Regions from separate parts of the Homo sapiens genome. Here region 1 is linked to region 2. Evidence: chromatin loops called from intact Hi-C (ENCODE). Cell type or tissue: heart right ventricle. All regions are shown on one strand. Links, peaks and the distances in the headings refer to the core of each region. The heading gives the core; the rest is flanking DNA. Region 1 overlaps SERGEF (secretion regulating guanine nucleotide exchange factor). Region 2 overlaps KCNC1 (potassium voltage-gated channel subfamily C member 1).

The links. Peaks named below come from ENCODE experiments on the same cell type or tissue, not always from the same donor. Only the 100,000 strongest peaks of a DNase experiment are listed, where the experiment ranks them.
Region 1: a loop joins it to region 2, with 3.0 times the contacts of the local background. A loop is called at or near these places in 13 of 110 quality-filtered maps.

The regions. Positions count from the first base shown.
Region 1 is chr11:17,823,056-17,832,017 of GRCh38, reverse strand. All of the region lies in intron 10 of SERGEF (secretion regulating guanine nucleotide exchange factor), which reads left to right. Among named protein-coding and RNA genes, the nearest start is that of KCNC1, 93 kb to the right of the region's middle. In heart right ventricle, for the core only: no CTCF peak of the experiment used is centred there; DNase peaks (open chromatin) are centred at 3,357 and 3,597; H3K27ac peaks cover 1,375 bases.
Region 2 is chr11:17,766,724-17,775,685 of GRCh38, reverse strand. It overlaps KCNC1 (potassium voltage-gated channel subfamily C member 1), which reads right to left. Exons shown (of 4, transcript NM_001112741.2): 2 at 3,088-4,021. Among named protein-coding and RNA genes, the nearest start is that of KCNC1, 36 kb to the right of the region's middle. RefSeq lists enhancers at 3,438-3,938, 3,939-4,439. In heart right ventricle, for the core only: a CTCF peak has its summit at 4,584 (motif pointing left); no DNase peak of the experiment used is centred there.

The DNA.
Region 1 (8,962 bases), core at 473-8,472, 56 kb before region 2:
TATAGTGGACTTTTTACACTCTGTGATGAAACCTATGCTCTGGGGAGATTAATGAGGCTTTCTAGGGGAGGTAGTTTGAAGGAGAGGCAAGAGTCAGGGAGAGCCTTGAGATGTTTTTACAGTTCAGATGAAAGGTAATGCACAAGGTCTTTAATTAGGGCTTTGGAAGTGGGCTGATGAAGAAGGGGCTGATGGGAGAGAACATAGAGGTCCAGTCAGCAGGACTTGGATGTGGAAGACAGACAAGAGGGAAACTTACCCTGTCTTCAGTTATTGTTCTTTACTGAATTGTCCATTTGGTAGGCTATCTCAAAGTGGAAAAGAAAGGGTATAGAGCCAAGATAAATACATCAAACACTTCCAGTATTTCCCCAAATGAGCCTCTTTGCAATTGTTGTTGTTGTTCCTCTTCCCTAGAAGGCCTAATTCTTTTCCAGAACCTGGCCTTCCAGCTCTTAAGTCCTCAGAAATGGGATCCATTTGCCAGCTACTATTCTGGCTTCATGATTTTACTCATGGGCTCTTGGAACTGCCCTCATTGTCTGAGTGTGTCCCTGGTTTTGGCTTTGCCACCAGGCCCCATGAAAGTGCCATACATGTGACTTGCCTCCCATCCTGTGACTCTAGGTTTGAAACCAAAGCCCTGAGACAACCTGCAACCCGTGCTGACCTCCAGAATAGGCCAGGCACCCAGCCTGAAGGAGAGTGCTGGACTGGACTTTAATTGTGTAGGGGTCTTGCCCCAGGTCTGTAGACCACTTGCATCAGAATCACCTGGGGAATATTAAAATGTGGGTTTCTGGGCTCTATCTCATCCTGCTGAATCAGAATCTCTGGAGGTAGGTGACAGGAACTTGTAGTTTTGACAAGTGCACCAAGTGATTTTTATTTACCTAAAGTTTGATTCTGCCTTAGATAGTTTTTTTTCCTGGACCTCAGTTTCCTTGTTTTAAAATAGGAAAATTATATATTCAGTTTACCGTGAAAATAGAAAAGTACTTTGGGAAGATGCTAAAAGTTTATACATATTTACTTATCACATATTATTAAGTTTACAGTCTTGAGATAAAGAAAATTTGAAATATTTCTTAGACTGAAATACACTGAAAACCAGTAAATGGTCTGAGTACTCACACTTAGAAAATGTATGCTTACTAAGTGATACGGTTTGAATGTTTGTCCCCTCCAAAATTCATGTTAAAACTTGGTCATTATAACAGCATTAAGAGGTGGGACGTGTAAGAGGTGTTTAGGTCTGCCCTTATGAATGGACTAATGCTGTTATGGAGGGAGTCGGTTCATCCTGACTTACTCTTGCATGTACATGTGCTCTCTCTCTCTCTCTCTCTCTCTCTCTCTCTCTCTCTCCCTCCCTCTCCCTCCCCCTTTCCCTCTCTCTCTCTCTCTCTCTCTCTCCACCTCTCTCCCTCTCCCCATCTCTCTCCCTCTCTTCCTCTCTCTCTCCCTCTCTCTTCCTCTCTCTCACTCTCTTGCCATCTACCATGTTACGATGCATCAGGAAGGCCCTCACCAGATGCTGGCACTTTGATATTAGACATCTCAGCCTCCAGAACTATAAACCAATAAACGTCTATTATTTATAAATTATCCAGTCTGTGCTATTCTGTTATAGCAGCACAAAATGTACTAAGACACCAAGTGAGTGAATATATGAATGAATAGCTCCAGGAAAGGCAAACCCTGAAGAAAGGTCATTAACTTTTTCTTCAACATCCCCTACTTCATGCATTCAATCAGCATTATTCACTGAGTGCCTAATATGTGCCAGGGCACTATGCCAGGCTGAGAATATAAATAGGATGTGGTCCTTGACCTTAAGGGATTGGAGATCAATGTGAGTGTTCAATACAGTGTGATAAGCACTGGCCCCAGGATGGGTAGAGAGGTGGGTATTAGTGCTTTGGCAACCAGAGCAGAAATCACCTCTATCTGAGCCTGTCAGGAAAGGTGTCACCAAGGAGTTGGCCTTGGAGTATAGGATTGTTCCAAGAAGGAGGAAAGCCCTTTTTACAGTCCTTGTCACTGGCTTCCTTCTTCCATTCCATTAAATTCTGTCATCAATTTCCTCTCCTCCTCCATCAAACTAATCTCAGGAACTCAATGTTTATGTGTTTTTTGTTTTCTTTTTCAACCTACCCAAATCTGCTTTTATACTCAAAACCAACACTTAGGTTTAGTCATAAACACTTGGTCTTAAAACAATGCTTTTTTGAGGATCAGGGTAGTTTACATTGTCACCCCTAAAAGTTTTCATCTGAAATAGTTTTAAGCTCTATTAGGGATTTTGTTTGTAGGTTTACTTTTTCACAGCTGATAGGAGGAGTGTTGCAGTTTGTTGGTTAGTAGTTGTTGGATTTTTTTTTGGGTGGTGTGGGGAGAGGATTGGTGACAACTGGTTTACCCCAGCTCCTGTTATTTTACTAGATAAATAATCACTATTTTGCTTACCCATAAAGAATCAAGGGTTAATTCATGGTCTTCTTTGTGTTTTAAGGTAAAACGATAATGGTTAATGAATCAGACTTTAAAGTGGCATAGCCCTTTACAACTTACAACATGTCTTGACTGTTCATGTTCTTCTTTTCTGGTCAAAAGGTGGTCCACAAACCAGAGGCAGGGAGGGAGACGCTAATTAGAAATGGAGAACCTCAGGTACTACCTAAGACCTGCTGAATCGGAATCTGCACTTTAGCAGTATTCCCTGGTAATTTTTATGCACAATAAAGTTTGCAAGAGACTATAAAGTTAGTGGTTTGTCCGATTTATTGATTAGGACATTGAAGTCTGGAGAGATTAGGGAACTTACCCAAGGTCACGTAACAAGTAGCAGAGCCAGGCCTCAAGCCCTGGTCTATCTGATTCCAGTTCAGCACTTTGTCACTGTCCTACTAGGTTTCTTTGTGCCATATTAACTGGAAAACACTTCCTCTGTGATTGATTCATGGTTGTGAAGAAGGAAGAAAGTAACAATTTTTCAAAGTATAAATGTATCTTCTTGGGAGTTGCAAGGGACTAGAAGAGTTAACGGGGAGCTCACAGGCTGAACCCTGACTTTATGCCAGACACTTGGACAATTATACACAGGAAGCCTTGTTCCCATTTTACGGATGGTAAGAACCCTCAGTATTTTCCTGACCTTGATGAGCCTGTAGGGACTCTCGGGGAAGCAGGGGTTGAATGTCGTATTTAAAGCTCAGGCACTAGGACTTTCTGGGTTGGAGGTGAAGGAATCAGATGTTGGACATTTCTTTTCATCCTTAAAATAAGATTCTCTTCTGGTATGAGGCTTTGACTAATCAGGTTGGGTGGCTGCCCACTTCTTCTGGAGTCAGGAACTTAGGCTTTGGCCACCAGGAACTCCTCTTGATTTATGAACAACTCTGTCTTGTAGAGTAAAAGCGGTTTTCCCAAAGAGGAAAAAATAGCTTAAAAGAAGGCCTTGAAGAATCAAGATGACAAAATGTATTATTTATAAGGACCTAAAATAAGTGCCAGATCCTCCACTTGAAGTGAGCAGGCGACAGCCGTGCGCTGTGTGGAGTAGAGCCCAGCTGACTCCAGCTGGATCCACACGGCAGGGCTGGTCAGCCACAGCTCTGCTCACTATTCCAAGGCTCTTCTCGGAAAGACTCCTGCTGCCGGTGCAGGCCATCTGTGGAGCTCACATGAATGCGTACCGGCTTACAAGCTTAAAGAGAAAATTCTTGAAGGAAGCTGGAGGAAATGCAGTGAGAATCTGTGGATTGGTAGAAAGAGGCCACAAACACACACTCATACCTGTAACACACACGCATGTAAGATTACATCAACTTCCCGACTTACTCACTCAAGGATACAGACACGTTTTGAGAGTGAGGAGTCCAGGCAGCACACAGTAGATACGGGGTATCTCAACTCCGCCTTCACTAGCCCCTAGCTCCCTAGTGGAACTTGCAGCTGCAGGTAACACCATCCATGCAGAATAGAGTTCTGTTGCATCCAGGAATCAGCCCCTTCTTGCTGCATCACAGGCCTTTTTCACTCAAGGCTTGTCTCATCATTCTTGAAGAACTTAGTGCTGCTATGTTTTCCTTTAAGAGAATGTTCACAAACATTTCTTATACAAAAAGCTCTTCCACTTTTTGAAGCAAACTAATGGTCAGCAAGTCTACATCTTTATCCAGTGGGGAAAAATACAGATTCAGTGTCTAGGAGTCTCTGATCAATAGCCAGCATTGCAGAAAACCCATTTCCTTGCCACTCATCCTTTCACTCTGGCCTAATACCTTTGTTATCTGGAAGTTCGTGATACTGAGTTAGACCTGAGGATCATTTCCCAAATCTGTTTTTCTGGAGGGCAAGATTCAGTGATGCGGCGAGAGGTAACTGAAGAGTAGGAGGTGATGCCGAGGGATTTCTGAGGGCACCCAAGGCAAGTAGGAGATTGTGCTGCAGCTCCAGAACTGTTACAAGTCTTACCAACAGAACAATAGGCTAGGATTTGAACATACACTGCAGATTTCAGAGCCTTCTCACCGAACTCTAATTATTCCTGTGTCATTGTCTTTCTCTTCCTCTTCAAAATTTCTCTTCTGGGATATGGTGACTACACTGTGGGGAGAAATGCTTTTAGTAGCTCTTTCTGTATTTGGAGCTTACTTTGTGTTCTCTGTTGGCTGATGGCTCCCTCCCCAGCCATAGGAGCTGATTATGATCCAGCGGCCCTGATGCAGTCCCCTGGCAGCATCAACCTGGTTTTGCCTCTGGTTCTGATCTCAAGGACCCTCCAGTTTCCTCTTATCATAATGGTTGCCCCTAGAGGGCAGGATTCAATAGGCTGAGAGGTTTACCTACATGCCCTGGCAGTACAGGGAGCCTTCAAGAAGATGGATATCTGACCTTTCTACCCCCTACATCCCAATTCAGAATAATAAAATCTCAGGCTTGAGATAAATTTTCGGCATTTTAAAATCCAGGCATCTATTTAATATTTGAACGAGAGGCGGCGTGGTATAGAAGAAAGAACACTGGCTGAATTCAAATCCCATCTTCACCACTTTCTAGCTGTGTGATCCTTATAAGCAAGGAATGCCTTGCAGGGCCCTGCTGGAGAATAAAGATAATCTAGGTAAAGTCCTGACATATATGATATGCTTCATAAGTAGTAAGTACCATTGTCCTGTAAACCAGAGCTTTCAAACTTTTTCCTTCAGAACACTTAAATTCTTTCACATATTCTCTATCATATATGATGTTTAGATTCCTCACAGCCCTGGTTACTTTATTTGTTATTATTATTACTATTGTTACTTTTATTGTAAAATATATATGACATAAATTTATTATTTTAACCATTTTAAGCATGCAGTCTAGTGGCATTAAATACATTCACATTGTTGTGAAACCATTATTACCATCCATCTCCAGAACATTTTTATTCTCCCATACTGAAATGTTGTACCTATTAAACAGTAACTCCCACTCCCCATCCGTGCAGCCTGGGCACTCTATTTTGAATAGCATGCTCCAAATTCCTCAGTGTCTTTCTTCCCATTGCAAATGGAGGTTAAAAAGAGCCTCTTGGAAGGGTTTGAGTTCTTCAAACTCCCACTGGGGAGCCCGAGAATTAAAAGTCTATACCAGTTGCGGCAAACTTTTGGGATTGCAGATGGTTACAAAATTAGTGTCAATATAGCTGCTTTGCATGGAGTGGATCTGGCAAAGAGGCTTCTAAGCACTGATACATTCCTTTCAGAAATATCAAAGGATATGGCTTGGCATAGCTTTGGGGAGAAACCAACAGTTTTCGAATTCTTGAATAGCATCTACCTTATGGTGAAGATTAAATGATATAATTCATGTCAAGTGTATAATACAGTGCTTGGCACAGATCAGGCCCTTATATGTAGGCTTTTGTTACCATAATTGCACTATGGCAGAGATTACATATATGTTTTGGTAGTTAATTCCCATGATAGGTAGACACCATTTTCATCTTATCTGAGGAAACTGAGTCTCTGGGCTGCTAAAGCCCCCAAAATTACAGAGCTAGTAAGTTATAGAGTAGCAGAGCTGGGATTCAAACCCATACTCTTTCTCTTATAAGATGCTGCCTGTTGTGATACACCAAGAAAGGAACCCTGTGAGTGAGGTGTACTGACTTCATCTTGATGTTTCATCTTTCTGTATACCCTGGCCCTTTTCTAGGGTCATACCATCTTGCTGTTTCTTATTCTTAAAATCATACACCTAATGTCCAAGCTTCAGAGCTTTCTGTATTTACCAGTCCCCATTCTCTCTGTGAGTGAAGTGATCTCTCACAGTCTTCCATAAGCTCTAAAGTAGGAAACCAAAAGCATGTGTGCAAACCATGGAACTCTCTGGCTTTATTCAATGAGTATCTAAGAGCTAATGAACTGCACATAGAATTTAGAGGAACGTTGACTAGGATTTGATCAGAAAATGGTACTTTCCAGGACATTCAGGGCACCCACAAACACTAGGTAGAGTTTGTTCAGAAAAGAAAATGCTTACATTTGACTTCTGTGAGTGATTGGGATTCATTTTCCTTTCAGAAAACAAGAACCAAGTCACGCTCTCTTGCTCTTTCATGGTTGCTAGGAAGCTAAAGCCAACCTGGATGCTCAATTTCGGCATGTATATAAGCTCCTAGGGCTGGCATTTGGATACGCCTCCTTTCCATGGTTTTGAATTTCCGCTTGTATTTTATTTACTGTATTATAGGAATACCCTTTCAAAGGAGATGAGCTTAGAGTAAGTAAATCAATAAAAACTATAAGCCCCTAGAGGTCAAGGACCATTTTCATTTACTTTAGTGTCCCCAGCACATAACTCAGTATCTGGCGTATAGTAGATGCTCAGTAAATGTTTGTCAGTTGAATGGATGAAAGTGATTAATGAATCAGCATTCAAAATGACTTAAGAATGCCATCTCTGGTACCTTCCTTTGGACTTTCAGATAACAAGGCCATCAAGGTGGAAGCTTTAGAAGGTGTTCCTTGGATTTTGGAGGTCTATCATTAAGAAAGTGTGTGCACATTGCTAGACATCGGAAATAATATTGGCTTAGACAAGACAGAAGCATTTTCTCTCACTGTTATGGACTGAATTGTTTCTCCCCAAAATTCGTAGATTAAATCCCTAACCCCCAATGTGACTGTATTTGGAGATAAGGTATTTAAGGAGGTAATGAAGGTTAAGTGAGGTCTTAAGGATGGAGCCCTAATCTAATATGACATATCATTATGAGATGCAGAAGAGACACTAGGAATTGCTCTCCCTTTACATGCAGAGGAAAGGCCATGTGAGGACACAGCAAGAAGGCAGCCATCTGCAGGCCAGGGAGAGACTTGCTAGAAACCAACTCTGATGGCACCTTGATTGTAGACGTCTAGCTTCTAGAACTGTGAGAAAATTAATTTCTGTTGTTTCAGCTACCCAGTCTGTGGTATTTTTTGTTATGGCAGCCCAAGCAGACTAATACATTCACGCATGACAGGTCTGATGATATCCCCCCACAAGATTGCTATAATAGTTCTACAGATATCAAGGGCCCTAATTATTTCTATCTCTCTGTTTCACTATCCTTAACATAGGCCTTTGTCTTCAAGATTTTCTCAAGGTCCAAGATGGCTGCTAGCAATATTCAGCCAGATAGAAGGGAGAAAGGACAAAGAGAGGCCTTTTTTTTTTTTTTGAGACGGTGTCTCGCTCTGTCACCCAGGCTGGAGTGCAGTGGTGCGATCTTGGCTCACTGCAAGCTCCGCCTCCTGGGTTCACGCCATTCTCCTGCCTCAGCCTCCTGAGTAGCTAGGACTACAGGCGCCCGCCACCACGCCCGGCTAATTTTTTGTATTTTTAGTAGAGACGGGGTTTCACCGTGTTAGCCAGGATGGTCTCAATCTCCTGATGTCGTGATCCGCCCGCCTCGGCCTCCCAAAGTGCTGGGATTACAGGCATGAGCCACCGCGCCCGGCCAAAAAGAGGCCCTTTTAAGGCACTTTCCCTGAAGTGGTACCAAGCAATGTCAACTAAAAACTGGCCAGAGCCTAGTTACATAGCCAAACCTGTCATGAGGGCTGGGAAGTGAGACTTTTAGCTGGGCATATGTTTATCCTGAATAAAATTTGAAGTCTGTTACCAGGAAAGAAGAGGAGAATGGATAATAAGTAGGTAACCAGCAATCTATGCCTCAAAGAGCAGGAGAATTGTGGGGAATAAAGGAAGCTGGAAGTCAGCATCTCACTCATAAAACAGTCCCACTTCTCAGCACCTGAGCAGTACCCTGAGTGCCCTAAGCAAGGTGATGAGAGGAGATGGCTCTCACCTACAGATTAGTCCAAGCCCCGTGCTTGACTGTAGGGCACTACTCAGTTTGGGCCTAGCCACCCTCCCCGCCTTCTCTTCCCCCGTTTGCCAATACCTTGCCCCCAGCCCTGTTCCCCAGATATGCCTGCACTTACCTACATTGCAGTTCCCTCTACTTGGGATGTCCTTTGACACTTTAATATCTTATTATTCTTTCAGGCTCCATCCAAACTGTTCCTCCTGGGAGCACCTAACTTGCTTTCAAAGAGTAGAGCATGGAAAGGGGTTGGGGGAGGGGGATGAGTGAGGAATAGCCTTACAGTGGAGAAACCTGGCAAACACTACCTTGCCCAGGTGACCAAGGTTAACATCATCAGTGATAAATCATGTTGATAGTATATAACTTTTATATAGTGTGATGATAAGGACACTTCACCTCTGTGGTCTTCCTCCTCCAAGCCCATAATCCCAGTCTAACTATGAGTAAAACATCAGAAAAACTCAATTGAGGGACATCCTACAAAATACCTGCTAGTACTCAAAACTGTCAAGATCATCAAAAACAAAGTTGGAGAAACCGTAGCAGACCAGAGGAGACTAAGGAGACATGATGGCTAAATGTAATACGGTATCC
Region 2 (8,962 bases), core at 582-8,581:
ATGGACAAGACACATGCGAATGGGCATGGCAGGACGGAGGAGGCATTGTGGGCTGTCCAGAGTGGGCGGTCTGGGCATCCGACTGCAGATGCAGGAGGGAGCCCCTTTCTGGGAGAGAAGTAGCTTCTCCTGGGCCCCTCAGCCCTAGGCAATCCCTGGCTGTGCCAGGGCGCCCTCCTAGCATCCCCCAAGAGGTCCTACAACCAGGTGAGAATTGGATTCTTGATACCCCTCCCAGGACAAGCCCTCAGACACTGAGGCCATGCCAGCCACAGCACACAGGAGGAGACCAGATTGTCCCTGGGACAGACACACAGACTGAGGCTTCAGACGAGACCAAGAGGTGGAGGTGAGGGGCAGGTGCTGCTGGCACCACTGGGGGCTGGCCTGGGGGGGCGGGAGGGATGCCCTCAGAACCCAGCGTGCCACACACAGCCCCTAACTCTGGTTTTAAAAGTGGAATTGGAGAAGCTCAGGTTTTGGCGAGGCCACTAGACTGCCTTGGGGGTACAGTGAGACTGGAAAGGCCTTGGGGGGCTGCATCTCATCTCTCACAATTCCTGTGGGGCCACCACATTTACCTTCCTTGCCCCTGGCCTCCCCCTCACTCTCCCACAAACTCACCCCAACCCTATGCCCATCTAGGTGCATGGCTGCAAGCAGGAAAAAAGGTGAATGGGAAGAACTCTGGGGTGCAGAGGTGGGGACAACGCCCCTAAAGACCGCAACTCCTCTTGGTGGCGGATAGCCGGGGTCTCACACGCCAGCTTTTGGAGGGAGAAGTGTTCTGGTGAGGGATGAGGCTGGAGCCTCGGGGGTCAGGATATCAGGACAGCACCAACACCACCGGGAAGTGAGTGCTTGGGAAGGGCTTGGGAGCACAGTTGGTGACGGGGGAGGCAGGAGGGATCCAGGCATCCAAGCTCCAGAGGGCAAGCTTGTGAGGGCCCCAAATACTTCCTCAGCCACAGAGACTGTCCAAGCCAGAACTGTCTGGGCCCCTGAAACCTGGGACCAGGGCAAAGTGGCTCTCAAAAGCAGGGCTGGGGAGAGACTGTGGAGCTCAGGGGCAATCCCACAGGAGTGCATGGGTTTTACAGGTTTTGTGTCCTGGGATTAGCTGGTGTGCATGTCTGAACAAACACATCTGCACTCCCTGGGGGGCAGGGGGACTCCGCACAGGATAATACTGTCATTGTCCAAGAGTACAGAGGAATCTGGGCCTGCCTGGAGAGCACTGGGGATTCTTGACTGGCTGGCCCAGGGCACCTGTGCTTGGGGCAACACTCCTGAAAGATCCAGTGTCGGGGAGGATGCAGGGGAAGGGCCAGGTAGTGCCACAGTGATGCCACTCAGGCTGAGCTCTTCTTGCCAGGCCCACATGGAAGCTGGGGCCTGGGCCAGCCCACGCGTTCCTCCTAGAGGCCCAGAGCCCTGTTGGTAGCTCCTGAAATCAAGTAACTAGCTAATCCAAAGCAGAGAGCTCGGAGCTGTTTCAGCCTCGGAGACCCCTGGCCATGTTCCTCTCAGGCACCTACAGAAATCCCAGGAAGGGAAGGGTATGCGGCAGGGTGAAAGGACCGGGAAACCCCCATGGGCAAAGAAATGGGCCTTGAGGGTAGTGCTCGGGCCAGCATAGCTGTGGGGTAAAGCCAGAAGAGGATTGGGATGGGGTGGTGGGTCAGAGAGCGCGATAGCAGGGAAGAAAATCAATCATCCACTGGGGGAGGCCACCCAAACCAGGGGGAAACTTCCCCACCTGGGGCTGAGCTAGCCAGCAGCCTCCTGCCAGACCTGGGCATGGGGAGGTCCTTCATAGACTAAATGCCACCTGTCACGTCAACCTCCTGCTCACCTGGCACTCCTTCTTACTCAGTGCTGTCATTCTTCTCTGGGTCATCTGTTCCTTTGAAATCCCTGTGTCCACAGAATAAGTCGATGGTATTCCATGGGTAGAGGTAGACTATGGGCTTTATATCTTCGGACCAGAGCCCCATGATCAACTTTATGTGCTATGTGCAGGTTCTCATAAAACTGAGATAGTCCCATAACAAACCACTAGCCATGGAATATTAGAATATATCCCACGGTGACTAGTATTGTTTCATGCCCCCCTCCCCCCTCCCGGCCCCCAGTGAATTCACGGGAAAGTGGTTGTACACTGGTTGGGATGTCTATATTGCTGCTGCAGTCCCTACCGCTGGAAACGGGGAGAACCCTCGGTGGGAGGCTGTTGCTGGTCTGTAGCGCTTTCATCTAAGCTGCCCAGGGTGGTGGCCCCCTCTAGTCTTTTGCTCGGCAGCCGCTTCCATCGGGTCACCGGAAACTCCCACTCGACCATCAACCCAAACAGACAACGTGAAAGCTAGAGTCACTTCAACAGGTTCCTAAAGATAAAGGCTAAACTCTAGAGTGGTGGTAGAAGATGAGTTGGTTCAGCATGCTATGGGGTAAGTAAGCTTGTCACGGAGGGCTACAGGCGTCTCCTGGGAAGGACCTCGAGCTGGGCAGCCCGAAATCAGGGCAGGAATTCTACTCAGCTATGGAGACAGGCTCTGCCGGGGGTGAGAACCCTTGCACCTGCCTTTGCAAGGGACCCTCCTGCCCAGATCCCATGCACCATCTCTGCCATCTACACAGCCTGAAGGGAGCCATGGTAAGGACCAGATCAAAGGCTGTCTAGCGTTTCCAAATCACACCCGCCCCCACTCTGTCCCAACACCGGGTCAGTAGCCTGAGTCAGAGACTCACACCGGACTCCTGCCCCACCAAGCAGAGCCCCCCTGGCTCCTGCTAAGTTAGTCCTCAGCAACCTGGCGGGCCGCGTTGTCTCTTCAGAACATCACGAGACCAACCGCGTCAACCTCCTTACCCAGGGGCACCAGTGAGGTTCCTCTAGCAGGCTCTTGCCTGCTGAATTTGGCCGCCCAGCATCTCCCTGGGCCCCCAGGCTCCACACCTCCAGACTGAGTGCGGGGTCCGGGGTCACCCACGGAACTAAGGAAGCAGTCTGACTGGATCTGGAATCATCGCTACAGGGGGCAGAGGTGAAAGGTCAGATCGACATGCCTCTAAGAGGTTTCCTACCTGCTCTGTTAATTTCTAAAATTTCTTCCTGGGCCAGCGGACATGTGTCACTCTGAGTACTGTGGTGTGGAGAGTTTACGACAGATTTACAATAATTGGGAGATCCCAGCTGCGGTGGCCGCGGAATATGCTTCTTTTTTTTCTTTGGTAGTTTCTGCTTAGCCATGGCTAAGGAGTAATACATCCCGAAATTGTTCACGATGACGGGCACGGGCATGGCGATGGTGAGCACGCCCGCCAGCGCACACAGAGCCCCCACCAGCATGCCGGACCACGTCTGCGGGTACATGTCTCCATAGCCCAGGGTCGTCATGGTGACCACGGCCCACCAGAAGCCGATGGGGATGTTCTTAAAGTGCGTGTGCTCACTGGCGCTGGGGTCATTGGGCTGTGCCCCTATCCTCTCGGCGTAGTAGATCATGGTGGCGAAGATCAGCACGCCCAAGGCCAGGAAGATGATGAGCAGCAGGAACTCGTTGGTGCTGGCTCGGAGCGTGTGGCCCAGGACCCGCAGGCCCACAAAGTGGCGGGTCAGCTTAAAGATGCGCAAGATGCGCACGAAGCGGACGACGCGCAGGAAGCCCAGCACGTCCTTGGCTGCCTTGGAGGACAGGCCGCTCAGCCCCACCTCCAGGTAGAAGGGCAGGATGGCCACAAAGTCAATGATGTTGAGCGAGTTCTTGATGAACTCTACCTTGTTGGGGCAGAAGATGACACGCATGAGGAACTCGAAGGTGAACCAGACCACACAGACGCCCTCGATGTAGGTAAGGAAGGCCTCCGTCTCGGCCTCCCGGTAGTAGCGCACTTGCGTGCCATTGCGAACGTTCTCGATCTCCGTCTTGTTCACGATGGGGTTGAAGCGCTCGTGGGTCTCCAGGCAGAAGGTGGTGATGGAGACCAGGATGAAGAAGAGGGAAGCGAAGGCCACATACTGTGGGGATAAAGACACAGTGTCAGAGGGAGGCCCACCCAGAGTGGAGAAGCCTGGGTTGCCTCTGTCCAGTCCCAGGGCCAGGCGGGGGGAGATGCCAGCACCAGGCCCCCTGCAGCACGTGCTACATTTCCCTCCTCAGGGCACAGGGGGCCTGCACGACCGTCAGGGCAGGCTCTAAAACCCTCCTACTCCGCCTTCCATGCTGTCTTCTTCCCCCTATTGCCAGCTAGATGTGGAAGCCCCAATAACTAGTATAACTACAGAGGGAAGGAGCCTGGGTCCCTGAAAAGAAAGACATCAGCCACATACCCACATTGAACTGTTACCTGAGTGGGAAATAAATTTCCATTGTGTTCAGTCACTGTGATTTGGAGCTGATTTGTTAAGGCATTTAGCTACCCTGCCCATTTAGCTAGCCTGCTGGGGCTGAAGTTTGCAAAGAAATAAGAGGGGGCAGCTAGAGTGGAATGAAGCCCCTCAGAGGCCAGATCTCCATTTGTTCTCCCAACTCCAGGCTCTTTGCTCTTTTCCATGGGTCTGTACCTCCCTCATGTGGTCTCTTTCAGGTTCTATCCTGCCTAGAGCTGAAAAAAATGTATGTCTTCCCCATGGTCATAGACAGCTTTTTAAAATGTACCCCCTCTCTCTGTCTTCCTAGGAACTTGCACCACAACATGGTAATGAGTTCCCTGTCCTTGGAGGTACTCAAATAGAGGCTGAATGATCTTTTGTGAGAGAGACTGTTTGAGGATTCAGGCATCAGGAGGAGAATTGCACCAGGGATCCCCAAAGGCACCATAATCCATAGGCTCTGCTTGACTCCTTTCCAGCCCTAGGGTAGGGGTGTGAGTGGGAGGGAGGAAGAAGCTGCTGGAGGCCTGGGGCTTCCCAAACATGTGTGGGCACCTACTCTCTCAGACAGCACCAATGAGAAGGAAATGGCCAGGATCACCCTGCCTGTCCAGAACCACCTGCTCTGGCCCTGAGCCCCCAGCAAAAAGGTTTGGGAGACCCTTTGGTTTGGTTTGGAGGCCTCATCTAATGACCCCCTAGGCTTCTCTAGCCTGCAGCAGGCATGGGTACCGAGGAGACAGAATCAAGCAGCTTTCTGAGTTTCAAACCCTCCTGCTCAGACTGGATTCTGGGGCAAGGTCTCTTCTCACAGTCTCCTGCCAGCCCCGCCGGGACTCTAACACACTGTGGCCTCCCTTGGCCCTGCCCTGGGTGGATGGGCCCCTGCCAGTCAGCCCTCTCTCAGGGGCCCAGATAGTCACTCCCGCCTGCATGTCCTCACTGCACCCCACCCTTTTGGGTCCCCCTTCTCCCTGCCTAGCCATGGCCAAAGCAGTGCCTTCTCCACAAGGCAGCTCCGGGCTACAGTCTGCAAGGCGTGACACCTTTGTTCTCTGACCTGCCCTCATAGATCATTTGGAGGAGGGCCAAGGTCGCGCCCTGTGTCAACAGCAGGAGGCAGCCATGCTGCCCCTAGAGGCCGCCTTGTTTGCAGTGATGCCCCTCCCCCACCCAGGGGGTGCCCTGGAAGTCCCAGAACAGTCTTGTTTGGATTAACCATGGTCACAGGGCCTGACACTCAACCTGGCAGGGATCTGGGAACCAAGAATTATGTGGACCTTCCAAACCACATTCTGTGTTGAGGGAAGCTGGGAGCAAAGGGAAGTGACAAAGTTGGCATCTCAGAATGACAGAGTGAGAGTAGCCTGTAGATATGATCTGTTCTGAGACACCACATGCTACGAACGGGGAGCTGAGGCCCAGAAACGGGAAGAGATCTGCCTAAGCTATGCCAACGGGACACTACTAGTCCTGTTGGTTCCAGAGCATTGTGCGATTTTCAGAAAACTGTCTCCTGAGCCACTATCAAGTGTGGTCCATATGCAGCCTTCCTTCCTTCCATCCATCTGTCCCTCCTTCCTGTTTTTAAATTTTTATTAATTAATTAATTTATTTATTTATTTTTATTTTGCAGAGATGGGGTCTCTCTATGTTGTCCAGGCTGGTTTTGAACTCCTGGCCTCAGGTAAGCCTCCTGCCTTGACCTCCCAAAGTGCTGGGATTACAGGCGAAAGCCACCCCACCTGGCCTATCCCTCCTTTCTTTCACCAGCACATCATCCTCCCTTCCTCCTTTCCTTTCTCCTTCCCTGCCATCCATTCATCCTTTTTAATTCATTCATACACCCATCCATCCACTCATCCTCCCTCCCTTCTTTTCTCTCTCCCTCCCTTCCTTCTTTCCATCCATACATCCATTCATCTTCCCTTCCCTCCTTTTTTCTTTATCTCCCTCCCTCTTTCCTGTGTCCCTCCCTCCATCCCTCCCTTCCAACCACCCATGCACCCATCCATCCATTCCTCACAAGGCACCAAGTTCTGCCTGGCACAGAGTTGAATAAGGCCTCATTCCAGCCTCAGGGAGCTCCCTGCCTAGCTCAGGTGAAGGATACATTCAGAGACAAGTACAATGCAGTGGACTGAAAAGCTGAACCCTCAGCCCTATGAACTAGAAGAGGCTGGAAAAAGGTCAGAGTAATGTGGGCGCACTTGAGAGAGGCAGGGTAGAGGCTCAAAGCCATGGCTCCCAGATCCAGAAAGACCAGACCTGGAGCACAACAGAGGTAGACCAGGAAAACAATGTAGAAGCAACGGGAAGAGGCTGCCATGCTGGCTGCAAGTTTAATGAGCTCCAGAGCTCTCTCCATCACCAGAGTTGCCAAGGCTCTTGGAGCTAAAACACACATCCTGGTCTGCTGGGTATCTGGCTTCAGATCCCCCCTAGAAGGCCGCATTCTGGAGCTTGGCGTTCACAGCCCAGAGACTCCCTAAGGGCAGGGCAGGCCCCCCAGCTGCACCCCCTGCCCTGGCCTTTGTATGGGACGAGAGGAACAAGCACACTGTGGATGACCGAACGGTGCCAAGAGGCAGGGCCCACTGCACACTTGGCTCTCAATCCTGGCTGAAGGCTGGAGGCACCTCCCCTCCTCACTGCCCCATCAGCCAGGACATCCCATTCCCAAACCGCCCCCCCCCCCACCAACATCCATTCTCCACTGTACTCCCTGTTCATATGGGACTCTCTCCGGGCAGGGTCACTGCCATCAAAGCAGGTTTAGACTTCAGTCTTGGCTACCAGAGGGTGCTTTCAACTGGAATCCCAGCTCTGCCCATGCAGCCCACAGAGAAAGTCCAAATTCCCCAGCCTGGCACACGAGGCTCTCCACGTCCTGGCCTCATTTGATTTCCCAGGGTCCTCTCCCTGCATGCACCCAACATTCTTGCCATGTGCAGCTCTCTGCCATTTCTGACCACAGAGTGTCTCCCCACCTCCGTGGTTTTGTACCTGCTATTCCTTCTGCTGGAGAGTGCTCCTGCCAGTCTCTGTCTGGAAAAATCCCATTCATCCTTCAGGGCCCTACTAAGTGACCCGTCCCCTGAGGTGAGGTTCCCCTTCACAGCCCTGGCCCACAGGAGACAGCAACTGAAGGGAGTTCCCCAGGAGTCTCTAAATGCACCCCAGGGAGGCAGCAAGCCCATCTCCGACTCCAGCTCTTTAGTGCATGGGGAGGCTCACAGGAACAGCCCAGACAGGGCACTGATGTCCCAGGAGCCTGGTAACTCCCAGGCAACCCCACAGCCCTCAGAGCTCTCATCTCAAGTGCTCCTCTCAGTTCAGATCCTGATTGGAAAACTCAGGCCTTATAAGATTATGGTAAAAAGTCTTTGTTTCTCAGGGACCAATGGACTGCCTGTCTAGATTCTTTCCTCTCTGGGCCCCAGTGCCCAAGGAGTGGAGGATGGGGAGCAGGCAGCAGAAGCCAGGTCCAGGTGCAAAGACACCTTCCCCAGGGAGAGTCAGGAGAGGTGGAGGCCAGGCCTCTCACACTGCTCAGGCTCCCTGGGCGCCTGCCTTCCTGTCCTCTGCTACTGTGAGGCCTGATCTTCCTCTGTTACAGGCAGAGCCCCAGCAACATCAAATCCCAAGGGACGCTTAGAGTGCTGTGGAGGAAGATGCCTCAGCCTGCTCAGATCCCAGTGTCCTCCTAAGTCTAGACCAGTGGGAGGTCAGCCACAGGCACAGCCGGAGCAAGAGCAACGAAGCCCCAGGTCCCTTGTGTCCATTCTCCAGGGCTGGCTGGAGAAAGGAAAGAGCTCCCAAAACTTGAGGACCTACTATGTGCCTTCAGTCCTCACACCAGCTTGGTGAGACGGGGCCATATCCCCATTGCTTCAAGGAGGAAATGCAGGTACAGAAAGGTTCGGGGACTAAGCCAAGGTTTTAAAGCTCGTGATGAGGCTGAGACTTGGATCCAAGTGTTTTTCTTTCTTTTCTTTTCTTTTCTTTTCTTTTTTTTTTTTTTTTGAGACGGAGTCTTGCTCTGTCACACAGGCTGCAGTGCAGTGGCGTGATCTTGGCTCACTGCAACCTCCGCCTCCCGGGTTCCCACCTCAGCCTCCCAAGTAGCTGGGATTATAAGTGTGCACCACCACAGCCGGCTAATTTTTTTTTTTTTTTAAGACAGAGTCTCGTTCTGTTGCTCAGGCTGGAGTGCAATGGCGCAATCTCAGCTCACTGCAACCTCCGCCTCCTGGGTTCAAGCGATTCTCTGCCTCAGCCTCCTGAGTAGCTGGGACTACAGGTGCCACCACCACGCCCGGCTAATTTTTTTTTTTTTTTTTGGTATTTTTTAGTAGAGATGGGGTTTCGCCATGTTGGTCAGGCTGGTCTTGAACTCCTGACCTCAGGTGATCTGCCAGACTCGGCCTCCCAAGTGTATTGAGCTCTAGAACCTAAGCTCTTGCCTCCAGAGTCGCCAAAGCTCCTGGAGTTAAAAACCCAGCCCCACCCACTGCAGAGCGCCCCCTGATTGTGTCTAAATGGCTCTGTCTAGGAGCCTAACAGGCACAGCTCAGAATCCGTAAG